Linked DNA regions of Mus musculus: regions 2, 3 and 4 are each linked to region 1. The links are chromatin loops, found by intact Hi-C in ENCODE. Cell type or tissue: gastrocnemius. All regions are shown on one strand. Region 1 overlaps Cnnm4 (cyclin M4). Region 2 overlaps Lman2l (lectin, mannose-binding 2-like). Region 3 overlaps Kansl3 (KAT8 regulatory NSL complex subunit 3). Region 4 overlaps Arid5a (AT rich interactive domain 5A (MRF1-like)).

What was found. Peaks named below come from ENCODE experiments on the same cell type or tissue, not always from the same donor. Only the 100,000 strongest peaks of a DNase experiment are listed, where the experiment ranks them.
Region 2: a loop joins it to region 1, with 2.4 times the contacts of the local background. A loop is called at or near these places in 10 of 42 quality-filtered maps.
Region 3: it touches region 1 in a loop (2.6-fold over the local background); 3 of 42 quality-filtered maps call a loop at or near these places.
Region 4: it touches region 1 in a loop (4-fold over the local background); 15 of 42 quality-filtered maps call a loop at or near these places.

The regions. Positions count from the first base shown.
Region 1 is chr1:36,499,054-36,504,053 of GRCm38, forward strand. Cnnm4 (cyclin M4) reads left to right here. Exons shown (of 7, transcript NM_033570.2): 4 at 358-527; 5 at 832-928. Among named protein-coding and RNA genes, the nearest start is that of Cnnm3, 10 kb to the right of the region's middle. In gastrocnemius, no CTCF peak of the experiment used is centred here; a DNase peak (open chromatin) is centred at 2,431.
Region 2 is chr1:36,432,738-36,437,737 of GRCm38, forward strand. The region is part of intron 4 of Lman2l (lectin, mannose-binding 2-like); the gene reads right to left. Among named protein-coding and RNA genes, the nearest start is that of Lman2l, 10 kb to the right of the region's middle. In gastrocnemius, no CTCF peak of the experiment used is centred here; no DNase peak of the experiment used is centred here.
Region 3 is chr1:36,341,224-36,346,223 of GRCm38, forward strand. It overlaps Kansl3 (KAT8 regulatory NSL complex subunit 3), which reads right to left. Exons shown (of 22, transcript NM_001310513.1): 16 at 4,615-4,806; 17 at 4,162-4,243; 18 at 3,693-3,823; 19 at 2,847-2,956; 20 at 2,450-2,672; 21 at 2,028-2,161. Among named protein-coding and RNA genes, the nearest start is that of Mir6898, 5.0 kb to the right of the region's middle. In gastrocnemius, no CTCF peak of the experiment used is centred here; a DNase peak (open chromatin) is centred at 2,519.
Region 4 is chr1:36,321,485-36,326,484 of GRCm38, forward strand. It overlaps Arid5a (AT rich interactive domain 5A (MRF1-like)), which reads left to right. Exons shown (of 7, transcript NM_001172205.1): 7 at 1-2,545. Among named protein-coding and RNA genes, the nearest start is that of Arid5a, 16 kb to the left of the region's middle. In gastrocnemius, CTCF peaks have their summits at 484 (motif pointing left) and 2,730 (motif pointing right); a DNase peak (open chromatin) is centred at 2,737; H3K4me3 peaks cover 300 bases; H3K27ac peaks cover 2,141 bases.

The DNA.
Region 1 (5,000 bases):
AGAGTAGTAATTGTAGGAACACTTAATTAACATGCACCAGCCAAGAATACTCTACCTGTGGTGCCACTTAAGCATGAGACCACCCAGGGAAGTCGTGTCCCTATCTCCCTGATGAGAAAATGGAGACATGTAAGTTCAGTAGTCTGCCAAAGGGCATGACTGCTCTACTGGAGCTGTGGAAGCTGGCTGATGCCATCTAAGCCGCAGAAGCCAAGCGTGGTACTTCCCAGGGAGGTGCAGGCTGAAGAAATGGCCCAAGCAGGGAGGAAGCCATTCTAGTACAGAGTGGCGTGGTCACGTCCATGTTGGCTGCCTGTCCCGGGCGGGCACCTGTGAAGTCCTGTCTCTCTCCTGCAGAGGTGCCCCAGTTTAGCCCCTCTCTGATGTCAGAGAAGATCCTGCTCCGGCTGCTCAAGTACCCCGACGTCATTCAGGAGCTCAGGTTCAATGAGCACAACAGGTACTGCGTTCGCCACTACCTGTACACCCGGAACAAGCCGGCCGATTGCTTCGTCCTCATCCTGCAGGTGAGCCTCGGACCCAAGGCCTGAGTGTGCAGGCCACTCACGCCTCCCCACACCTGCACCTCGCCTTCTGGTGAACCACGAGAGAGTCTACGGCCTACCCTTGAATGTGCTTGCTCCAGGTTGTGTGTCATCTCCGAGAGGCCACTCTTGTGCCCACAGGTCAAGCCCTTGAATGCTGCAGGGCACTGTGGCCAAGCGTTTATGGCTCTGTTGTGTGCTCTGCCCTGCTTTAGCCCCTCTCCTGTTGCCACACAGGCCTCGCACCATCTCAAGCCACGCTAACCTTAACCCTATGTTCTTTCAGGGGAAGGTGGAGGTAGAAGCAGGCAAGGAGAACATGAAGTTTGAGACGGGCGCCTTCTCGTACTATGGAACCATGGCACTCTCCGTGGCACCCCCAGGTGAGTTGTGGGCCAGGTCCCTGGAGCTCTCTGATACTTGCAAAGTAAGGGCCCTCCCTGGATGGCTCAGAGCAGAAGGAGGCGGGAAGGACCAGAGTTGCCGGGCCTAAGGGAACAGAATGGCCTCTTAACTGTTGGAAGGCTGAGGGACAAGAGAGGAGCAGAGGGTGTCCTGAAGCAGCAGAGGACCAGCTGCTGCGGGAAGGTCTGCAGTCAGGGGCGGTCGGGAGCCGGGCAGCTCATGAGCTTTAGGAATGAAAGGGAGCCCCTGCCTTTGACTTCGGACATCGTGGTGAGATTAGGATGGAGCCACTGGCGTATCATAACTAAGGCATCCGGGTAGGATGGGGGACACAAAGGGCTGCGTGACGCCTGGGGAGTTGGGAGACTGGTATTGGGTGGTAGCTGGCTCAGAGCTGATTTGCCTGGGAAAGTTGTAGATGACTTTCTCAGGGCCTCAGTGACTGCATTTTGGTCAGATTTGGGCAGGCATTGGGATCTGGGTCCCCCAAGGATGACCTCTGGTCCTGGGTGGCTCCGGAGGACATTTTGGGGAAGGGTAGAACCTCACATTCTAGCAGGTCTCAACAACAGTCTTCCCCCATGTGAGAACTCTGACCTTGGCAGGGGTGTGCCAGCTTGCTGCAGGGGGAAGAATGAAAGGCACGCTTGGTGCGTAGAACAGGCTATGCCAGGAGGTGTCTGCTGTAGCTCTTGGGATTCCTGTGCCACGCTTGTCCCTTTGACAAGAAGCTCCCAGTGCACAGGGCCAGGGCATCCGTGAATATCACACAGGTTAACCACTACATCCTCTGCCCATGCATTAGGATGAGCTGGGGTGTTAGGCTCCTGGAGTCAAGATGGAGGGCAAACAAGCCGAGCTCTAGAGCAGATGTACCTTGACTGCACCTGTCATGTCTTAACAGAGACTGAGCTGCCCCTGCCAGAGCATCCTTGTCTTGTTGCTTGGGAAGTTTTGGTTTTTTGGAATGGCCTTGCTCTGTAACTGGCCTGGGACTCTTTTTCCTCCTGCCTTAGCCTCCTGATGCTGAGATTGTAGATACCAGCTGATGTTTACTGTAGGTACCAGCTAATGTTTGGGGAGATCTTGTTCAGAAGGGCTTGAGGGGCTGCTCCCAGTGCTGATGAACAGTGGCTGGAAGCCAGGCACATCTGTATACAGTTCCTTGGTCTATCCTGAAGCCAGGCACTTCTGCATACAGCTCCTTGGTCTATTCTTACCCCCAGCACCGTTCTTATCTAAGTGTGTCCCTTAGATGGGACTCTGGCCCACTCCCACCCTACCCTGCTTGAAGTAGCCTGAGACCCATCAAATCTTCCTCTCCATCCTGTTCCTGGGGCCTGTGACCCCTCCAGGTCACTGATTTCCTCCTCTGTTGCTTCAGTGCCTCCTGTGCAGGCTGGGTGTTCAACAGGCAAACTGAACTCCCTGCTCTCCTGGCTCTCAGGTAATGGGGCATGCTAGAGAAACGCACAGCGCCACCTGTTGCTAGAGCTTTGTACTGCAGCTGCACTAATGGCTCCCTTAGGAACCTGGGGACTTAGAATCTAGCCTGACTCTTAATAAGTATTGTCTCTACGTGGCCTAGAGTTCACTTTCTGAATGGGTCTGCCACAGTCCTGGAGGGGCCATTCCAAAGGTCCATCAGTCCAGGAGAAAGAATTACCCAGCAGAAACACAGTCGCATGCACTGCCCAGGTGAATAGGGGGATTATTCCATACAAAGCCAGGTGAGCACGCTCAGCCTGAAGAAACAGCCCAGTGGCTGACACCCTGCTCCAGCCCATTCACATGCCTCTACAGGATGGCATGCCAGCCCCTCAGCTTTCTTAGCTTTCTTCAAGCCTAAGGAGTGAGGCTACCGCCCCAGTCAGCCCGTCCCTCTGAATCTGTATCTGCTGTTCTTAACTAAGCCCCATCCCTGTCTTCCTCTCACTCGGAACATGGGACTAACACTGTCTCCAGTTAAGAGCTTTGGGGCAGTGAGAGCGAGAGCTGATATAGAAGATAATGGGGTCCAACTGTGATATCCCTCTTTTCTCTGTAACAGCTAGAAGGGGACATTCCCATCAGCAGCTACTCAGGGAAAAGCCACGTGCCAGGTGCTGTTCCTGGCCTTGGCCTCGCCAGGAACCATGGGAGCAGTTAGAGACATTGAGCTTGAACCCTCACATGCACTGCAACCAAAGGGATGTGGGAAGGAGCTGGCCACCCTCATATTCTGACCAAGCTGGGGAGCCAGCCCTGCATGGGTCAGGACCAACTCAGGACACACTCACACACACACACACACACACACTCACACATGCTAGACAAGTATCTACTACTGAGCTACATACCTAGCCACCCAGCCCCTCAATTTTTATTTTCTTTGTTTCTTGTTTTTATCACTATACTTGATTGCTCTTATTCTTTTTCTTTTTTAAGATTTTGTTTGTTTGTTTGTTTGTTTTTCGTTTTTCGAGACAGGGTTTCTCTGCAGCCCTGGCTGTCCTGGAACTCACTTTGTAGACCAGGCTGGCCTCAAACTCAGAAATCCGCGCCTGCCTCTGCCTCCTGAGTGCTGGGATTAAAGGCATGCACCACCACTGCCCGGCTTTATTTATTCATTTTTATGTGAGTACATTGCCTCAGACACACCAGAAGAGGACATCGGACCCCACTACAGATGGTTGTGAGCCACCATGCGGCTGCTGGGAATTGAACTCAGGACCTCTGGAAGAGCAGTCAGTACTCTTAACCACTGAGCCCTATTTTTTGAAAGTTTTATTTCTGTATGTATTTTACGTATATGGGTACTTTGCCTGAATGTACATCTGCACACCATGAGACAGCCTCAGACAGTTGTGAGCTGCTGTGTGCGTGCTGGGAATTGAATTCAGGATCTTCAGAAGAACAGTGAGTGCTCTTACCCACTGAGCATTGCTCCAGCCCTGATCTTTACCTTCATTATGTGAACTTTTCTCTTAAAGTTTCTCAGTATACCACATTACTCTGACTCCCTGTCTTAAAATAATAAGATGGTGACGTAGTTGTCACTCACTGATTTGAGCCTCCCTCCCTCTCCTGTTCTTATTGTTTCATGGGTGGTCAGTATTTTATGCACCCGTAGCCTGAATCCTGGTGTTTGCATCTAAAATGGACACTCCTCTGTAAATTGCCATCAGGGTCAGGCGAGAAGACTCGGAAGTGACAGTTCTTGCCTGAGCTCAGTCCCCAGAATCCATGTGGAATGAGACAGCTGGCTCCTGAAAGCTGTCCTCTGACCTCCATGAGTGCACACAGTACACACATGCATATTCGTGCATGCACATGCACAAATTAAAAGGTAAATATAAAGGGACTGGAAAGACAGCTCAGTAATTAACTGCTCTTCCCGAGGTTCAATTCTCAGCACCCAACCATCTGTAATGGGATCTGATGCCTTCTTCTGGCTTGTAGGTGTACATGCAGACAGAACACAAAATGTGTCTTTTTTTTTTTATTTAAAAATATAAAGATCAGGGCTCCATAGTTGAGAAGAGTGCTAACTGCTTTTGTAGAGTGTATAGGTCCAGTCCCCAGCAGCCACATGGCGCCTGACAATGATCACTTTTTTTTTTTTAAGACTAGGTCTTATTCTGTAGCCCATAATGGCTTGGAGCTCATTATGTAGCCCAGGCTGGTTATGCATGCATGTAGCACTGGGAACTTTAAATTCAGTTCTTGGGACACTCAGCGCTAGAGCTTTTGGCTAGTATGTTCTAGGCCCAGGGTTTGATACCCAGTACCGTAGTAAACAAAAAAATCCAGCCCCTGTTGTTGTGGTAGTCTTAACTAAGGAAGAGCTTATCATTCAAATACCTTGAAATGTTTTAAATTTATTACAATTATTTGCATGTATATGTGTGCAAGCAAGTGTGCACAGGCGCATGTGGGCGGTCAGAGGACAGCTTGTGGGAGTCCGTTCTCTCCTTCCACCCTGTGGTCCAGGGAATGGAACTCAGGTGGTTAGGCTTGGTGGTGAGTGTGAAAATATTAAGTAATAATGCTAGTATTCCTTCTCTCCCT
Region 2 (5,000 bases), 66 kb before region 1:
TCACCAACTAGCACAAGGGAGCCCCTCTTCTGGGGCAGTGATTCCCAACCTAAGCCTGCTACAAACTGCCAAGCTGTGCCTAACGCTAGATGTGAAGAAAGGGGTGGGAAGAGGAGCCGCACAGCAGCTACTGCCACGCTGGCATCCACCTAGGGGGTAAGTAGCAGCAGTCATTAAGGGGACATGCCTTCAGTGCTCTCAGGCCTGCGAGCCAGCACCACCATCTTCCTTGCTAACTCACTTCGTTTACTTATTTAGCAGGGAGAGGTCAGGGGACAGCTTGAGGGAGCCGGTTCTCTCCTTTCACCTTTTGGGTCCTGGAGATCAAACTCACTTGGTGACAGGTACCTTTAACAGTCGAGCCACCTGTGAGCCAGTGTCCTCACTTCACAGGCAAGAAATCTCATGAGAGAAAACACTGGTATTCAGGAATGTACTTAAGGTCTGAGACCAAGTGGTTCGCTCCAGAGCCCTGACTGAGTCACAGTGTATGACCAGTCTATCTGTCATCATAAAGGAAGTCTCAGCAAGTATAGTGGATACCTATGCTCCCAGGACTGCTACAGTTACAGACCAGGATACAAAGTAAGACCCTGCCTATTTTAAATAAGCCGAAGTTTAAAGCATACTTTTTTTTAAAGGAAAAGTCAGGTATGTAAAGAGCATACCTAAGCAGGAACTCTAAAGCACAAAGACAGACTGCAAAGTGGCTCCAAATTAAAGACTAAGAGAGGGCAGCGAGATGGCTCAATGGGGAAAGGGCCTTGCTGCCAAGCCTGACAACCAGTTTGAGCCCTGGGACCCAGAGGGTGGAAGGAGAGAACCAACTCTAGCAAGTTGTCCTCTGACCTCTACATGCATGCACTCTACCCCATACACAAAATAAGTGAGAGAGAGAGAATGTATGTTCCTTGGGTTTTCTTCTGCTAAAAGCACATCAAGGAGCATTAAGGATACCCACGTGGAGCTGAAGACTAGTAGCAGTGAGCTCAGCATTTTTAACTCCTCTGTTTTTTGACCATTATGCTAGGAATAGTTCTTGCTGTTTTAGGAAAAACACAGTGCATTTGGGGTTAAGGAGGCAAAGTTCAACAATTACTCTTAGCTAGTTGAGAAGAAAATGCTCACGTGTGAGCAAGTGTGTGCATGCCCGGGGCATATAAAGGACACAGGCTGGGGGCAAAGTGGTACATGACTATAATCCCAGCTACTCAAGAGGCTGAGGCAGGAACAATACCTAGGACCAGAAGTTTGATACCAGCCTGGGTAGTATCAGTAGGGTATATTCTAGAACTCTCTAACAGATTAACAATCTATAAATTTGAAACTTTTATCAAAATAATGATTTATCTGGATCTGACATCCATCAGATCTTAAACTCCCAGCTTCATAACTATGTCTTTAGACAGCTGCTATATGATGCGACCTTTTCATTTGTAAAAAGATGCCTATACAGATTTGCCTTCTTCCCCGCTCTGGATTTTCTGTAGCAACAGAACAAATGACTTCTCTACTAGGTGCTGCTAGGAGGCAGCCTCCTCTTGAGCTGTGCACATGAGTCCTCAATGCCACTGGCCCTACAATGCTCTTCAGCTAGTCTTTCATGCAGGAACAGAAAGGAAACCCGAGTATCTAAGCAGAATCTATACTCCTCAGAGCAGGCAATAAAGCTAAGACACACGACTCTGTCAGCACCAAACCCCATTGGCCTCCTACAAGGTGACTCTGACCTCAGCTCTCAGCTCCTCAAAGGCTGTGGAAAAAGGGGTACTTCCAGGCCCCTAAACAATGCTTATATACTTGAGCATCATCATCTAAGAAACTTTAAAAAAAAAAAGGTGTCACATCTAAGCGTTAAAACATGAAAACTTAAGAAGTCAGAGTTCCTTTGAAAAAGATTTCCATAGATGGTGGTAGCACAAGCCTCAGAAGGCAGAGGCAGATGGATCTCTACGTTAGAGGCCAGCCTGGTCTACAGAGCAAATTCCAGGACAGCCAGGGCTGCACGGAGAAACCCTGTCTCAAAAAAAAAAAAAAAGAGAGAGGAGCAGGGGAGATTCCATGGGTCAAAAAAGACCAAGTAAAATTAGTTTATCAAGAGAAGGACTAAGGGAACCCAAGGTATGCATACGTGTGTGCTTGCAGGTCTGTGGTATTATTAGTGTGGGGGGTGGGGGTTAGGTGGGGAGGTGTTAGGGACTGAGTTCTCCACTTTCTGGGCATGAGTTGTATCACTATTTCCTCAGCTTGAAATGTGTTTTGAAGACATTAGTGTTCATTTTCTTCCAGTTAAAAGGAGGAGAATATATATATGTGTGTATGTGTGTGTGTGTATATGTATATATATGTGTGTGTGTGTGTGTGTATACATATATATATGTAAAAATATGGGGACTACCTAGACTACGATATCCAGGCTAGCCTGATCAAGGCAGACTGGGGAGCTGCTAATCTCACTCCTGGCTGCCTCTCCCTCCCATGTGTGAGGCTCAAACACGTCACAGACAAAAAGACAGCCCAGCCTGCCAACAGCTTTGCTCTTCTGTGTTGTCATTCCAGGAAGTCTCTTGCCACTAGACTCTGGTTTCAACTGAACAAAGACATCTGTGCTCCAAGGGTGCTACCAAGTTCTCTGAAGTGTTCACCGACATCTGGGTTCACAGGAGAAAGAAATATGATCTTCAGTTGGATGGGTTCCTCGGGTCAAAGGGCTATGGACTCATCTTTCAACCACATCTAAATCAACAGTGACACAGAGACATCATCCATGGAACACTTGACCCACCCATAGTGGGTTCAGGTAAGTGCTAATTAAGGTGATGATTATCATAACGTCAGAACATTTTTAACCACTCCATAACTCCATGCCCACTGGCAGTCACTCTCACCCTTCCTACTTGAGAGCCCCAGCTCTGGACAACTCTCTCTACCTTGTCTCTGTAGATCTGACCATATTTCACAGGAAAGAGCTCACATGATATGCAAGACTCTTGTGACCCATAGCAATACTTATTTTATCACCGAATATTCCAGCTGATGGACACAAGGTGTTATCAGCGTTTTGACTGCTATGACCATCTGTGCACAAGCCTTTTCGTAGATACTATTATTTCTCTTGGCTACACACACGCAAGGGGATTCACCAGATTAGAGAATCTCTATCTTTAGCCCGCTTTCCAGCTGTATCATTTTACATCCCCACAAGTATCTGTAGGTTCCAAATGACGCCCACATCTCTGCACTCAAATTCTGGTGGCTGTGGGGATCTTACTGTGGTCTCATCTGTGTCTCTCTAAGTTGATGACGGAGGGCATCAGTTCATGTTTACTGGCCATCCATTTATCTTCTTCAGATAAAATCTACTCAGATCATTTGCCTATTATTTTATTAGCTTGTCTTTTTATTAAGTTGTAGTAGTTCTTTGTATGACAGTTCTTTATATATTCCAGCAATGGCTCTCTAGTAAGATTTGCACTTATTTTCCTCCATCCTACAGGTGATTCCACTTTCTAGGTATGCTCTCAGTGCTGGGGCCTGAATCCAGGGTCTTGCACGCATATGGCAAATACTCTTCTGAGCTACACCACCAGCCCTACTCCTGACAGTGTGCTTTGAAGCACATAAGTTATTACTTTTAAAAACTATTTTGAGAGCTGAGCACAGTGGTGCACGCCTTTAATCTCAGCGCTTGAGAGGCAGAGGCAGGCAGATCTCTGAGTTGGAAGCCAACACAATCTAAAAAGCAAGTTCCAGGACAGCCAGGGCTACACATAGAAACCCTGTCTTGAAAAACCAAAAAAGAAAAAAGGACATTTATTTTCGGTGTCTGTGTGTTTTTCCTGCATGCATGTCTGTGCAGCACATGCACACCAACAGATGTCAGAAGAGGGCACGGAGAAGTCAGAAGTAGAGTTATGGACAGTTATGAGCCACCATGTGGGTACTGGGAACTGAAGCTCTACAAGAAGGCCTGGTGCTTCTAACCGCTGAGCCGTCCCTCCAGCCCCAGGTTCCTCCTTCGGTGAAGACCAGTTTCCCTGTGCTTCTTTTTGTCATTTCTGCTTTTGTTACCAAATCTAAGAAGCCAAAATCGCAGAGGCAGAGATTCTGGAGTCAGATCTATGACCTATGTGACCAAGTAAGTTCTGCAGACTTTCTTCTGCTCTTCAGAGTCTTACTCATAGGGCAAGGATGGTAACAGTTGCAACAAAGAGTGCTACAAGTAAATAATAAACTTGGACCAATGCCTGCACCCTTGTGTGAGTAAGCAAAGTAAACCACACCACTGAGAACATACATTTGATTTTATCCTCTGAGACAGCCCCAGTTGGTTGGGTATGGAGAAGACGACAATTTTCTACATTCTCTGGACTGAACAGAAGCTCAAAGAACTGAAATCACACATATGAAAACACCTCTCTTCTCTCAAGAAAGAAATCAATGGGCAGGAAAGCAGTGGATGGCTGGAGGTCTAGCACCACGATGGTGAGCTTCAGGACAGGGAGACCCGACAAACACTGCTACCTTGAACACCACAGCTTCTCTACTCTGTTCATTCACAGGGAAAGAGGAGTAACACTGTGAATGGCCTAACAGCCCAACTAACAACCACTGGGGCACATAGACTCACTGTGACTAGTGTGCCTAAGAGGGAAGAGAAGGAACAGAAACAGTGAAGCTCATGCGGTGCAGAGCCTGCCTGCCTTTCTATCTGAAGCTCTCTACTTCCTTATCCTCACTGTCCCCTCCCAGAATGCCTTAGTACACGCTCTCCCTCATCATGGACCACTGGCTCCTTATCTTGCAAACCTCAATGTAAATGTCTTGCTCTGGAGGAAAGCTCTGCAGCCACCACTACTGCTGTCCCTTCAAGGACAGATGGGTCTACTGTATCCTCTAAAGAGTCCCGGAGTCTCCAGCAATCTCCATTCTACAGAGCACAGAGATGATGCTGGTCTTGCATCTAGCAAGGGTTTGATGGGCCTGGAACAACAAGGAGC
Region 3 (5,000 bases), 160 kb before region 1:
GAAATGAAGAGTCAAATGTAGGGCAGTCTATGCTGCCCTTCTAAAGGGAAACTTGTAAACAACAAACAAACAAACAAACAAAGATGGCTGGGCATATTCTAGCAGATGTGGGTAATCTCAGTCAGTTTGAGGCCAGCCTGGTTTACATTATCAAACTCCAGACCAGCCAGAGCTATATACAATGAGACCCTATCTCAAAAGAAAAATTTTTAGCTGTATGCATATAATTCTAGCTATTTGGGAGGCTGAAGTAGAATGATCACAGCCTTGAGGCAAACCTGAGCAATTCAGCAAGACCCTGTCTTAAAAAATAAATCAAAACGGGAACTGGGGAGATGGCACGGTAGGCTAAGCACTGAGTCGGCCTGAGGGCCTGACTTCAGGTTCCTGCTCATACAACACTTACGGTGAGCACCTGCACTCCTGGAGGCCTGAGGTCTGCCCAACCCTAGCAGACACGACAAGTTCCAGAGTCACTGAGAGATCCTGTCTCCAAAACTACAGTGGAGAAGTGAATGAGAAAGATAACCCCAATGCTAAGCTCTGGCACTAGCACACAAGTTACACACAGACATACACCACAGACAGACAGACACACACCATACAAGATCCAGAAATAGAAGTTAAAAGCCAAATGTTGAATAGAAAGCTAAAATGGGCTGGGCATGGTGGCGCACGCCTTTAATCCCAGCACTCGGGAGGCAGAGGCAGGCGGATTTCTGAGTTCGAGGCCAGCATGGTCTACAAAGTGAGTTCCAGGACAGCCAGGACTATACAGAGAAACCCTGTCTCGAAAAACCAAAAAAAAAAAAAAAAAAAAAAAAAGATAAAATGGCTTGGACTAGAGCTCTGGCAGGCAGTGTTTGCCTAGTCCGCATGGGACGCTGGGTTAAATCCTAAGTATTATACAAGGAACTGGAGGAAGTGACACACATGTACCTGTAACTGGAGAATTCAGGAGGTGCAGAAACGAGGACCAGGAGTTCAAGGCAATCCTTAGTTACATATTAAATTCAGGACCAGCCTGGGCCTGATCCTCTCAAAAAATATAATATGCAAAGGTGGATGAGATGGCTCAGTATTTAAAAGCACTTGCAGTTCCTGCAAAGGGTCATAATTTGGTACCTGGCACCAACATGGCAGCTTACAATTGTTCTTATTAACTCCAATTCCAAAGGATGTGGAGCCCTCTTCAGACCTCTGAAGGTCCCAGGAATGCACACATACATATGCAGACAAAACTCATACACAAAAAATAAGAATAATAAAATAAAGGCAATCTACTGACCAGGATAAAGCATAAGAAACCACGTAACAGAAAAAGGATTAACATAAAACCAGTGTTTGTTTTACTGTATGTAAAAACTCACATTGAAGTGACCAAGATCCAACTCTAAAAAGTCGTCCTCTAATCCCCACCTATGATCTAGGGTTTTTTTGTTGCTGTTTTTCCCTAACTTGACACAGCTAGAGTTATCTGGAAAGAGGAACCGTAACTGACAAAGGGCTTCCATAATCACACTGCATATGTGTAACCAGCAGAGCACTGACGGGGGAGGGCTCAGCTCACCAGAAGCACTGCCGCTCCTGGGCAGGTGGTCCTGGGGGTATAAGAAAGCAAGGTGAATCGCTAAGAGGAATCGACTGCTACTTCCTGGGTAACCCTAAAGATAGCAATGAAGACATGGTCCAAGAGTCAGCCTCTACTGATAAGGTCTGAATGATGAAACCAAGAAAGGGAGGAGAAAGGGAAGAAGAGAGAAATACTCAGAAACATTCTACCCAGTCACGGATGCCCTTGGAGCTTCACCATCTCAATCCTCACAACAGACAGTTTTACAGAGAAGGAAAATCAAAGAGGTCCTGCCTTGCTCAAAGTGACAAGGCTAGAAACTCAGAGTCCAAATGTGAATCTGGTCTGCCAACAAGTTCAGCGCAATGGCAGGTGTGGTCAACACTGTGGCCAGCCCCACATTTACCTAGGACTGGAACCTGCTCACTTCCTGGGTCTGCCCAGGCCAACTCACCTGTGAACTAGATGGTAGCATCTGGGAGTTGGGCTCCTCGGACGGCGTTGCCCCTGACCCCATAGGGCTTAGCGTGGTAATTCTGCTTGGCTGGCCACGCAGCGTCAGAGTAATGGTGGTGGGGACCTTTAAGCCTAAGTAAGAGACAGACAGACAGAGAGAAAGTTAGGAAGACAGGGTACTGATTTCTAGCCTCTACTTTCAGGTAACAGTTTCTTCCCAAAACAGCATCTTGGCTTTCTTCCTGGGCAGGTAGGTCTACGCTGTCAGTAAATTTGAAGGGCTCCAGTCTGTGTTCTCTAGACCTTTCTGAGGGCAGGTTCCACAGAGCTGAATCCAAGAATCAAGGAAAGTTCACCTTGCCTATCTAAGACCTGGAAATACCCAGAACTGGAAGTCCCCATCATTTTCATGGCACTTACCTGATGCTTGGTTGGAAATCTGAGCCAAGCCAGGTAGGCTGCTTGCCAACTTAGCGAGGCTCCCATTGGTCAGCAGCTGGTGGATGGCAGTGGGCTTCCCACCAGGAGTGGCACCCAAGGAGGAGAGAGTGGTGGCCACAGGGATGGTACGGACAATGGTGCTCGTGCCTGTGGTGATGGCACCCAGACTCTGCATGGGGGTTGGCAATTTCACACTGGTGGCCTATTGGACACAAGCAGATGATTAGAAGTTACCACCCAACAATAACACCAGAGCCTGCAGAGCCCACTCAGCACATGGCAAGCAAGGTACTCTTCCAGGATTTTTATTATCTTTATATTATCCCTCCCATAAGAAGTTCTTATCCCACACTACCCAGTACAGCAGATGATATACCTGTGGGGCTGGCCCTGGGGAGGGACTTCCTGGGAGGCCAGAGGTCTTGCTGCTAATATCCTGTAAGCTGAAGCTGAGGCCCTGGAGGAGGCTGCTGGCTGAAGCGGTCCCTAGGAGAGGACATGGCAGATGCAGCAGACATCAGTCCCGGGTATTACCCACAAGCAGCCTATAGCACTTTCATCCTACAACAACCTAAGCTTGCCCTTAAGCACTACCCTGCCCTCAGAAAGATACCAGGAAAGCCTTCCCAGCACACACAGAAGTTACTACACAAGGACAGGTGCTATGCCAGACACTGCCTTGGATTTACTTTTCCAACCTGTTCTAAGCCAGCAGTCCTGCACTTTGTACAGAAAAACGGAGAGCTTGAATCTCACTTTTCAGAAACACAAATTCAATTACTTCTACAGAAAAGAAAGAATAAAGCAAGTGGATTCTGATACCTGACCACATTACATATAGTCCAACAACCTGAAAGTAAAATCTTAAGGGAGAGGTAATTCAGCAATGTCCTAACCCATGGTACCGGCAATCAGCCCTTCCAGGCAGGCTAGGCTCAGAAAAAGTAGATATCAAAGAGGTAAAACACATCTCACTTTGCTGAAGTTCAGTTCAGCACCACCTCCAGCTTTATCTAGTTGGAGGTATGAAAAAGAAGAAACAACACAGGCAACTGTCTATCCTCACAGTAAAGGACACAGCCCCTACAGACAGTAAAGACAAGCTAATTCCAGTTCCCGTTAGCTTCTGCTACCACTGGGAGAGCAGAGCTACTCTTTCTCGCTCCAGTTCCAGAACTGGTCTAAGACCACCCCCTGCAGCAGCAGATCCAAGACAAGATACCTGGAAGGGAGCTGCCTGGAGAAGTGGCCACCAAGCGGCTCTGCAGCGTGTGGATAGCATTAGGTGTGGCACTGCTGGAAGCCACAGATGGGGTTGTGCTGGCTGTACCTCCACCTTCAGAAGAACTTGACCTGGAAATAAAGGAAGGAGCCCTGTTATCCAAAGAGCAGCAGCCCACAGCCACAAGGGGTATCCCGAGTGAAGTCCGTCCGTCAGGCAAGGAAGAATCTTTGGTTTCTGTTTCAGTTCCTAAGCCCCACCTCTATCCTTCTAAAAGCCAGGCCTAAATGAAAGAACTCAAGTCCTGGGTAAAGTCAGTGGATGCTCTGTCAGAAAGAAAGCTCCCAATCAGAAAAAAGTCACATGCCTACAACTGACTCTAGAATATCTCAACTTCCCTGAAGACCAAACGAAGCAGAAGTTGAGTGAACAGGAGGAAGACTAGGAGAGCAAAGGCAGACAGACTCACTTGGCTGTAGTGAGAAGTCCAGTGAGTTCCTTGGCTCCTGCTGAAGCTCCCAGGGTCATGGTGATGGGCTTCCCTCCGGCAGCTGCAGAATAACCAAGACCAAAGTTCAGTCCTAACTTGCCCCTAAACCAAGGCTGAATTTAAGATGGAAAATGAAAAAGAACAGCTATGCTATTCAGGGACAGCTGGGGTTCTTCTCTTCCTTCCTTCCATTTTTTAAGCTGTCTATTACCTTAATTAAAACCCCAAATGGACAAAGTGTATAATGTTCTAAATGGCCCCACAAGTACTCTGATATTGTCTCCCTTCTTGAGACAGGTGACTACCACTTTCCACCATGTGTGACCTCAGACCATCTCTGTTCCAGGTGACCATTGACTGACAGAGGCTGGGTTGCCTGCCAAGCCTGGGAACGCTGATCAGCCTTTATCAAAGACAGCACAAAAGACTCACCTTCAGGTGTTCCACCTTGAGAAAGAGTGCAAGGTCCTCCAACTGTGTCCCCTTGGGAGATCAGGGACACTTTGATCTTTGGTCGCTTGGAAGGCTTTGCTCCAGGAAGAGGACTGGAAGAATGGTGCCTCTTAAGCTGGACCCGAAGCTCTTCTTTCTCTATGTCCTCCACTGATTCTGATGAAATGGGAACTAAGAAACAGAGCTGAGGTAAGATCTTCTATAACTTATAAATACCACAAGCCAAGCCATCCAGAAGAGACATGTGGAAGTTGCACAGGAAAAGGGACACAGGTACAGGTTGTCCCACCCATTGGGGACCTGACTTGGAATATCTCAGAGATAACTCAGCCTATCTCAGTTGCCCTGGAGTAGGGAGACAAGGG
Region 4 (5,000 bases), 180 kb before region 1:
GCCAAGGCCAGAGACAGCAGGTGTCATTGAGGATGTCTGGCTCTGGGAAACGGGTGGCCAGGGAAAGCAGCTGCCTGTGGAAAAGAGCTGGGACACAGGTGTCCTCCAAGACCAGGTAGCTAGAGGGTAAGGGTCCCACTGATGCATCTTGCAACTCCCCACCTTCCTTCTGGAGATACCAGGATGCCAGCCTGAGTATTCAGATGACAAGCCCTGAGCTCCTGGCTACCCCACTGCACCCATGTGCTACCTGTCTGGGAGCTTTTACAGCCCCGTGAGGAGGGATTCTAGGCTAGCAAATGCCCTGGCTGTTGGGCTGTACACTGTGGGGTCAGGTCCCAGGATAGACAGAGGGTACCTTCGTGCGTGCGTGGAAGGATCCCCTTCATCTACAAAGTAACACTAGTCTCAACCTGCTCAAAGGTGGCGTATGACAGACAGCCTGATAATGGTAGCTTGTTCCAAGCTGCAGGAACGGAGCCCTCTGCAGGTTCATCTGGAGAATACACAGCTGGGAGGGTAGGGTGTGTGGCTTTCTGGGTTGTACTCCACTCTGCTTCAGCAAAAACTCTAGAAATGAATGCACATCAGGCTTCCTGGGAAATCTTGGGACTTTGCACCCATGCGCTAGCCCCACATGATTCTCCTTCCTTCTGTGAATGAGAGAACTCAGCTCAGAGGTGACTCCAAACACTGTGGTACACACACCTTCCTATGTTCACTTGTGTCCCTAACAGGTTCCCCCAGAGGACCCACAGGCCAGCAAAGCTCTTGGCGTCTGTGTCCAGGGCATAACTTGTGGTCTGAGCCTACTTCCAAATCATTCGTGACATTTGAGCTAATAATGGTGGGAGGAGGCAGAGGCCACTCTGGTATTTGTGCTGACCCCACCCCTGTCCGTGGTCCTGGCTCATTTCCCTGGAAACAGCTTAAGTGTGATGAGTTGGGCATTCAGTGGGAAATACCTTTGTTTGCCTTGGGTGTCAAAGCATGCTGCCCCTGTAACTGTCTTAGGTGGCATTGGTTAGCATTACATGTGCATCTCCCACACGAGGCAAGTATCACCACCGCCATAGTTGTTTGGTTGGTTGGTTTTCTTGGCTTCTTTTTAAGACAGGATTTCTCTGTGTAGCCCTGGCTGACCTGGAACTTACTCTGTAGACCAGGCTGGTCTCTAATAGAGGTCCACCCTCTGCCTCTACTTGGATTAAAGATATGCACCACCATGCCCAGCAACCACCTCGCCCAGCAACCATCAGAGTTTTAAACCGAATGGCTGGGAATTTTCCTTTGAAGACCTTGCGAATGGCTACAGGAGGTGATGGAGAAACAGCAGCAAGTCCCCGAGGGAGTGGCGAGAGAGTGGGGCCAGGAGCCAGGGGGGCTGTTGGGCAGGGACGGAGGAAGCCAGAGATGACTTAGGCTGCATTTAGAACCTTCTAGTCCAGGAGGCAGTTGGGCTTTTATGTGAAATAAAGAAAGATGGAAGAGAGTCCTGGCTCCCAGATTTGGTTGTTTGCTTTATGGTGCTAGGGATGGAACCCTGGACATTTTTTATGCTCAGCAAGCTCTGATCACTTGCTGCATCCCAGCCCTGGACTCTGGCAAGTGGTAGGTGTGGACACTGGAGACTAGAACAGAGTAGGGAACGTATCCTTGGAGATGGCAGAGTCAACATCTGGACACAGGTCTGGAGATGCTGCGGACACATCTGGCCAGCGTGTCTGTTTATACTGTGAGCAGAGTGAGTGTGGGGGCTGGGCTTGGAGAAGGGAAGCGAGCTAGGCAGTGATCACAGTAGAGCAAAGCCGTCCAAGGGCACAGCCAGGGCACAAGAGCTCGGGTTTCCACTTGACCTTAGCAGCGTGAGTATCATTGCACCTAGGAGGCCGGCTGGACACAATCTCAAGGCAAGGGACAACTAAGCACCACTCCAGTGGGAGCCGAAGTGGCTGCATGAAGGGCATCAACAGAGAACCAGGGAATGAAGTGGGGATGGGGGGAGGGAGTTGGGAACAGTGGGTAAGATCTCTAGACTGCAGATCTTGGTGTGCTGTGGGGACTTGATGGGGTGGGTGCACATGAGAGGCTTGGCTGAATCAGCAGCTATTGGTTGCTGGATGAGCTAGAGCAAGAAGGGGTCAACAGAGCTCAGGCATGGGGGACTTTGAAACAAGGGCAGCGGGCATGCTGGGTGGGCACAGCCGCCAGGGTAAGGTGTGTAGGCACAGGAAAGGAGGTGATGGGGCCTCAGCAAAAAACACAGCACAGGAGGCAAGAAGCAAAGGTTACCTTCCACATGAAGTTGCTGGGCTGGCCAGAGCCTTAGACTGGCAGAATAGACATTAGAGAAGGCCAGAGGCAATGAAAAACTTCATGGCTTTAAAGGAATTTTAAATCAAGAGCAGAGGCTGCCTGGCATGTTTAGATGTGTTTGTTTTCTAGTGTGCTGGATGGAACCCAGAGCCTTGGGTATGCTGGGCAAGTATCCAACACTGAGCTATATCATTTGGTGTTTTTTAAAAAAAAGAATTAACAATATTTGAAACATTTTCTCTTGAATAGCCGTTATTTCTGGCCACAAAGGATGACCTTCCGAATCAGGACCGGGGGTGGGGGGGGGAGCCCATCTATTGCCCATAGTCCTTCAGCTCCTCTTGTGTCGGACCATTAGGGAGCCAGTCCTAGCCAACTGCCCTGGTTCTCACCACTTGAGTCTTGACACTGCTCAGACACTAGGTGGCAGCTGCTGTTCTTCATGGTTACAGATCAAGACCAATTTCCTTAGCTAATGGCTCCAAGAATGTGGCTGCTCAACTCTTCAAAGGGCTTCTGGGCAGGAATGTAGAGCAATCGCTGATCTGGCAGGACCATCGAGGTGGGCAAATATGAGCACAAGCTCCCAAGACTAGGGCCTCACTCGCTGGGGGTTGTTCCTCCGTGTGTGTGTGTGTGTGTGTGTGTGTGTGTGTGTGTGTGTGTGTGTGTGACAGCCGGCTGGCTACCTGTGAGTCTCTGTGTCCTCTGTGATGCAGAATTGAATCTAGAGACCACTAATGAGCAGATGACTACAGAACACACTCCCCATCCTACCAGGGGGCAGCTCAACCTTTTGTGGGGAGCCTCTAGTCCTGGAAGCCACCTGGCCCTGACTGTGAAACTCCCCAAAGGAGGAAAGGCTCTGACATACAAGGAGAGCAAGGAAGAGGCGCTCCCAGTGGGTGTCTTGAAAGAGCAGCTACTTCCCGACCTTACCTTTCCTGAGGCTCTTTCCTACCTCTAAGGTTCTTGGCTTTCTGCTTGGGCCCTGGGGTAGAAAGGAACGGCCAAGAAGCTAGAAGCCAAATAGATTATGACCTATACTTTCCCACAGCCAGTGTGCCAGTGACAATCTTGGGTCCTTTCCTTGCAAGCAATAGAAATGAAGGCTAATGTAGACAAGAGAATTCCCGAGTGGCTCAAAGCATGAGGGACAGCCAAACCCTAGGCCCTGGAGGAAGGACTCAATGTGCATCCTGTGTCACTTGCTTTGCTGATCATCATAACCAAATAATTTCAGAAGTAACTTGAGAGATGGGAGGTTTTGTTGTCTTAGAGTTTTACAGCTGTGAACAGACACCATAACCAAGGCAACTCTTATAAGGACAACATTTAATTGGGGCTGGCTTACAGGTTCAGAAATTCAGTCCATTATCATCATGGTGGGAACATGGCAGCATCCAGGCAGGCATGGTGTAGGAGGAGCTGAGAGTTCTACATCTTCATCTGAAGGATGCTAGCAGAAGACTGGCTTCCAGGCAGCTAGGATGAGAGTCTCACAGCCCATACCCACAGTGACAAACCTACTCCAACAGGGTCACACCTTCGAATAGTGCCATTCCCTGAGCCAAGCATATACAAACCATCACATTTGTTGTTGCCTACATTAGCAGAGGTTTTATTTAGCCCATGGCCACTGGGTGGCAGAACCACAAGACACTGGAAGTTCTTTGTCTTAGGGTAGACAACTGGGGGAGGGGAGGCAAGGGGACAGGAGCAGGGAGAGGGAGAGGGAGAGAACACACAAACCAGGTATAACCTCCAAAGACATGCCCCAATGAGCTACCCCTGCAGCTCTGTTTAAGTAGTAATATTTGAGATCTCCAGAGTGTCTCCTGTCAGCAAATGTTCCCTGAGTTTGTGTCCACTCAGGGGTTAGACCACTAGCAGCAGGCCACGGGTGGGCTCTGTCTCTCACCTTCTCATGGGTTTCAGCTCTGGGTGACCCGTTAGAGGAGAAGCTGACTCTGGGTCTTGAGCTACCTGTGCTAAGGCTCAGAGAAAGTGTATGCCACATGGATCAGAATACTGTGTGGCACCAGGTGCACCCCCCTTTCTCTGGGACTTCTCTGTCTCATCTGTAGTATGGAAGTGAGTCATTTAACCCCAAGAGCCAGGGTATTTAGAGAAAGCCCTCTGTAAACTTAAGTCCTGATGAATGTGAGTCACTACTTCCCTTGCTAGCTTGGCCATGCCTTATCCTGTCCTTTACCTTAGCATTTTGAAACCCATGCATGTGTTCTGACCACTACCCTTTACCTTGCCTTCTGAGTCAGTGACTCTGACTTCTGGATAGTGTCTGGGTCAAGAATGGCAAGCCAACTTTTGTGGTTGTCTGCAGCTCTGGATTGACTCACTGCGAAAGTGATGCAATTGATTAGTAATGTCTGCCAAGGCCCTTGGAAGGGGAGTGGAGGTTCACCTGCCACATCCGTACCATTGTCTGGGGCTTGATGATGGGCTGTCTGATGCAAGTTCCCTGACCTCACTGCCACATCTCAGCCTGGCTCTGGTGGTTTCCCTCCCACAGGAATGAAGAATAGGGAAGCATCACTCGCTTGCACTGGGAGCCCAATCAAGAAAGCCTGGCTTGGATATGGGTTGCCCAGGAGCTACAGTTGAAAGCCTGGGTAATAGTCAGGGAGGGAACCTCTAGGGGAAAGCTGTTCAAAAGAGCTCAG